2 separate regions of the Homo sapiens genome follow, and region 2 is linked to region 1. Evidence: chromatin contacts called from ENCODE Hi-C data. All regions are on one chromosome and are shown on one strand. The core of a region is the stretch at or near the end of the contact, and the rest is flanking DNA. Distances in the headings are between cores, read along the strand shown. Region 1 holds the start of LINC02292 (long intergenic non-protein coding RNA 2292). Region 2 holds the start of AK7 (adenylate kinase 7).

Region 1 (2,700 bases), core at 167-2,666:
AGGCCGAGGTGGGTGGATCATTTGAGGTCAGGAGTTTGAGACCAGCCTGGCCAACATGGCGAAAACCTGTCTTCTATTAAAAATACAAAAATTAGTTGGGCATCATGATGCAGGCCTGTAATCCCAGGCCTGAGGCAGGAGGCTGAGGCAGGAGGATCGTTTGAACCTGGGAGGTTGAGGTTGTAGTGAGCCGAGATCACGCCACTGTACTCTAGCCTGGGTGACAGAGCGTGACTCCGTCTTGAAAAAAGAAAAAAAAAAGTGTACAAATATATTCCTTGAAAGATGTGTTCAGGAGTATTCATGGCAGTGTTATTCTCCATAGCCAACACAGCCCAAAGATCCATCAGGAGGAGGATGGGTAAATAATGGAATACGATTTATCAAGAGGAAAAGGAGAGAACAACACGGATGAGTCTCACAACTCTAACATGGGGTGAAAGCAGCCAGATACAAAATAATGCACAATGCAGAGTCCAGTTGAAAAAACGCTACAAAAATAACACAATCTGTGATGAGAAAAGTCAGGATAGTGGTTAGCCTGGGAGGGAGGTGGGAAATGGAAGGAGCGTAAGGAGTGCCTCTGGGGTGCCGGTCATGCTTTGTTTCTCATATGGGTCTGGTCGTACAAGCGTGTTATTCTCTAGGGGGTAGTTTGCCAATTGTACATTTTCTGGCTGGATGTTCAATAAGGTGTTAAAAAAAAAAAAAGTGCTGTCCTATCTCCTTCCAAATGACTTTCCTACACACACCTTCGAAATTCCTCCACCGGGAATTTACTGCTTTCTCTTAGTCTTCTTCTGGTTATTCAGATCCAGCTCAGCCCTCCCCTCCTCGGGGAGCCCTTCCTCTGTTGCATCAGTTAGTCTTGGCTGTGGGGCGATCATACCTACAAGCAAAGCACAGTGACTCAAAGCAGTCTCATTAATTAGCTCATGATTCTAAGGCTGGCAATTTGGGCAGTTCTTATGCTGCTGGGGAGGATAATGTGGACCAGTTTTGAGAAAGCAAGACACGAAGAAAGAGAATCCTGGTTCAGTGCCCATCTGGAAAGCTTCATTCATGCTGATCTGATTTAGTGCGTCGTTAAATTGTGTTTTATAAATGCATAAACACAGAATTGATAAGATTTGTTCTATAATCCCCGCTGAACACACATGTCAGTTACTGGGCTGGGAGCTGGGGACAGATTGATGGATAAGATTAATGCAGGAGGTGGGTATGGGTTCATTTGTTCCTTTTTTTATTCCTTTATTTGTTCATTCATTTCACCAGCCAACTTTAATGGAGGACCTAGCAAGTGCCAGGCAGCATTCTGAGCCCTGGAATCCGGTGATGAACATGACAGACAAGATTCCTGCCCCCAAGGAGCTGCACCTTAATAAGTCCCGCAATGAAGGAGACAGAACATAAACAGAGGAAAATACACAAGATGCCAGCTTGTGAGAAGTGCTAGCAAAAAAAGACACAAGTATGTCCAGAGAGTCTGAGGTGTATACAGGTATACAGAGTTCAATTCTTCTGGGGCAGATGGCAGGAAAACGTTCTAAAAATAAGTACCATGTTTTTAGTAGAAGCCATGTCAGAGGCTTGATGTGCATTTTTTCTAACTTGTACAACAAACCATGAGGTAAACAACATTTTCCTACTTTGTAGATGGGGAAACTGATGTTGAGAGAAGTTGAGTCACTTGTCCAAGGTCACACAGCAGGGTGAGGGTGGCCTCACACTGGTGTGTCCCAAAGGGCATCTGGTGTCCAGTGTTGTTCTCTTGGTAGAGGTGATGAGGCCTAATGAAGCCAAGAAAGATAAGTGGATGTTTTCCTGGTGGGCAATGGTCAAGGGAAGTGAAGGGAGCCCGGTGAGCAAAGCTGCTGTGTGTGAAACTGCCTGGTGTGGTCCAGGAGCTCAGTGTAGCCTGGGCCAAGCATATGAGCTGGGAGGGAAGGGTGGAGGGCCGGATCCAGAGGGAGAGTGGGTTCTTGGTTATGGAGCCACGGCAGGTGCGAGGCTGGGGAGGGACACTGGTAGGCTCCCGTTGAAACTCAGCCATCTAGAGCCCATTTTCCCGTAGGCCTCCAGCTCCTCAGCTGCAGGAAGGAGGCTGTATGGAGTTCAGAGCACAGGCTCTTCAATCGGACGGCACAGCCTGGATACGTGGTGGGCTTAGCAATTTGCTCTTGTGAGATACAATGCGATTTCTCAGTAAATTCTGCATCTCAGCTTTGGCTTCATCTGTGTCTGAGTCTCCATCTCATGCAGCTAGCTTATCATAGATCAGTACATTCACAGCATTTATTCGATCCTTTACAAAAACAACAGCCCGGGTTCAAATCCCAGCTCCACCACTTCCTCCCTGTGAGGCCCTGGGGAAGTAACATATCCACTCGGTACCTCTTGTAAAATGGAGGTGGCAGTGACTTTTATTTTTTATTTATTTATTTTTAGACAGAGTTTCACTCTGTCACTCAGGCTGGAGTGCAGTGGTATGATCTCAGCTCACTGCAACCTCCACCTCCCGAGTTCAAGTGATTCTCATGACTCAGCCTCCTGAGTAGCTGGGATCACAGGCATGTGCTACCACACCTGGCTAATTGTTTGTATTTTTAGTGGCAACGGGGTTTCGCCATGTTGGCTAGGCTGGTCTCGAACTCCTGTCCTTAAGCAATCTTCTTGCCTTGGCCTCCCAAAGTGCTGGGA
Region 2 (2,700 bases), core at 183-2,682, 1.1 Mb after region 1:
AGAATCGCTTGAACCCGGGAGGCGAGGTTGCAGTGAGCTGAGATTATGCCATTGCACTCCAGTCTGGGTGACAGAGCGAGACTCCATCTCAAAAAAATAAATTAAAAATAAAAAGAACAAGAACGCTGGCGTGGTGGCTCATGCCTGTAATACCAGCACTTTGGGAGGACGAGGCAGGAGAGTTTCTTGAGCTCCGGAGTTAGAGACTAGCCTGGGCAACAAACATAGTGAGACCCTGTCTCTATTAAAAATAATAAAAAGAACGAGAAGAAACCACGCACACACAATTGCTGCAAGTGTTAAATATTTGCATTTAAGGAGTTAATGCTTAAGGCATGAAAACAGTTCAATATGATCAGGCTATTCCAAGGGAACTGCGTATTCTTAGTCCACCACAACCTTTATGGTCCAGTGATCACCGAGGTGAATGTTATCTTTTAATTTGTGGATTTATCTCAGCAACTGCATGTATAATCTCTTGTGGAACGGTCAAGTCTAAATTTCTTCCCTTGGTGAATGTGAGCGAATCCCGGGCGCCTACGGGCTCTGGTCGCCCCCAGCCGACACCAGGGGTCTTCCCGGAACGTGCGTCTGGAAACAACCCCCAAGGGAGCTGAGCCGGCGGACCAAGCCGCACCTGCCGCAAGGCGGGACCACGCTAGCGTCGCTCGGGTGTTCGGGAGCCCGAAACTCCATGGCAACAGCTTTTCTTCGCAGCTGAGGCTTACGTCCCGTCGCCCCGGCCAGACCACCCCATGGGAGCGTGCTGAGTAACTCCCACGTGTCGGGGAGAGGCCTAGGCTGTGGGCCATTCCCTCTTCTTCAGAATTCTCATTATTTTTAGTCATCGGGTCAAGCGGACACAGGGATGTGTTTCCAGACTTTCCGAACAATGGAGATTAAAAAGGCACAGCAATCACATGGCCCCCCGGGACAGACGCCCAGGGAGCTTCGGAAAGAAACCATGCACTGCCCAAGGGCTCCCAGTGGGCAGCAAGCCAGGGTGAGACCCGGGCTGCACGCGCGGCGCCGCGGAAAGCACTCGCAGGGACATCCGCCTGGCGCCCAGCAGCCGACAGCGCGCGCAGTTGCGAGCCCTGAGCCCCGCTTCGCCCGGCGCGCCCCGCCCAGCCCACTGCACTACACACCCCGCCCTGCCCGGCATGCCCCGCCCAACCCCCCGGCACGACTCGCCCCGCCCTACCCGGCACGCCCCGCCCAGCGACCGGCACAGCCTGCCCCGTCCCGCCTGGCACGCCCTGATTAGCGCCGGGCACGACACGCACCGCCCCGCCCGGCACTCCCTGCTTCGCCCACGACACGCCCCTCCCCGCCCGGCAAACTGCCCGGAGCCAAGGCCCCGCCCCCAGAGAGAACCTGCCCCGCCTCCCTGGCCCGGGCCCCGCCTCCTTGGCAAGCGAGTGGCGCTTTCACCTTAGCAACCAGCGCGGCTCCCACCATGGCTGAAGAAGAGGAAACTGCTGCTCTCACGGAGAAGGTTATCCGGACCCAGAGGGTGTTTATAAACCTGTTGGATTCCTACAGCAGCGGAAACATCGGGAAGGTGAGCGGCGGCGGCGGCCCAGAGCCTCACGCCAGCTCTCAGCTCCCAGCCCTCGGCCCCCGGTCCGCAAACCCAGCGAGGGTCTGCGCCCCAGGGCGCTGTCGGGGCCTTTCCTCAGGGAGGGTCCCGCGTCCTGGGCACCACCAATGCCCCCTGGACCCCAGTCCGCACCCAGGCTGGTCAAGAGATTCTACATGGAAGCTCAGGTGTCTGGAAATCACTGGTCCATCCCCTGTTCCTCCTTTTAATGAGGGGAAACTGAGGCTAAGAGGCAGGGACTTGCCCAAGATCACATAGAGAGTTGAGGCCAGAACCTGGACAGAGACTCCAGGTCTCTTGCCCCCTCCTAGGTTCTCTTTCTACCCTTCCATCGATTTTGAAGCAGGCAGCTAAACGAGAAAATAAATCAATTTTTTTTTTTTGAGACGGAGCCTTGCTCTGTCGCCCAGGCTGGAGTGCAGTGGCGCGATCTCGGCTCACTGCAAGCTCCGCCTCCCGGGTTCACGCCATTCTCCTGCCTCAGCCTCCGAGTAGCTGGGACTACAGGCGCCCGACACCGCGCCCGGCTAATTTTTTGTATTTTTAGCAGAGACGGGGTTTCACTGTGTTAGCCAGGATGGTCTCGATCGATCTCCTGACCTCGTGACCCACCCGTCTCGGCCTCCCAAATTACAGGCCGAGTAAATCCAAAAGGGATTACAGGCGTGAGTAAATCAAATTTTTATATTGCCCATGAAGCGTTTTTCATTCATCCATCCCTTCAATATATGGTTTTTGAGCATCTATTATGGACCAGACACTGTTTGGGTCCCCGAGTTCCATTAAGTTTCCTCACCTTTCTGTGTCTTTATCCCTGGAAAATGAAGATATTCAGAAAAAGGGCTCTGGGGCCCTTCATGCTAATATGATCAGTTGTCAAAAGAAAGCCATGATTTTATCATTCCCTGTGGGTAGGACCCGTCCATCTGAATTCTGTCCTCTAGAGCTACAGAGAAATCTAATCTCACCCTGGACAGACTTCTCTGAGGCTAATGACTGCACTTTCGAACAGGACAAATCTGCTTAAAATAGGATGAGGCTACAGTACGTACAATCTGTATTAGTTTTCTAGGGCTGTGGTAACCAATTGCCACAAA

Evidence for each region. Hi-C counts contacts between places; a loop is a spot of excess contacts on that map. Pooled maps may share reads with other maps.
Region 2: a loop to region 1 is called in a map with no recorded cell type, with 5 times the contacts of the local background. The contact joins the promoter of AK7 here to the promoter of LINC02292 in region 1. A Hi-C loop is called at or near these places in 2 of 37 single-sample maps with no recorded cell type and 6 of 50 pooled maps.

Annotation. Positions count from the first base shown.
Region 1 is chr14:95,328,168-95,330,867 of GRCh38, forward strand. It overlaps LINC02292 (long intergenic non-protein coding RNA 2292), which reads left to right and starts at 1,417. Exons shown (of 3, transcript NR_110127.1): 1 at 1,417-1,501. It overlaps LOC105370637 (a long non-coding RNA gene), which reads right to left and starts at 705. Exons shown (of 2, transcript XR_944171.3): 1 at 1-705.
Region 2 is chr14:96,390,696-96,393,395 of GRCh38, forward strand. It overlaps AK7 (adenylate kinase 7), which reads left to right and starts at 1,433. Exons shown (of 18, transcript NM_152327.5): 1 at 1,433-1,564. The coding sequence starts at 1,460. RefSeq lists a silencer at 993-1,502.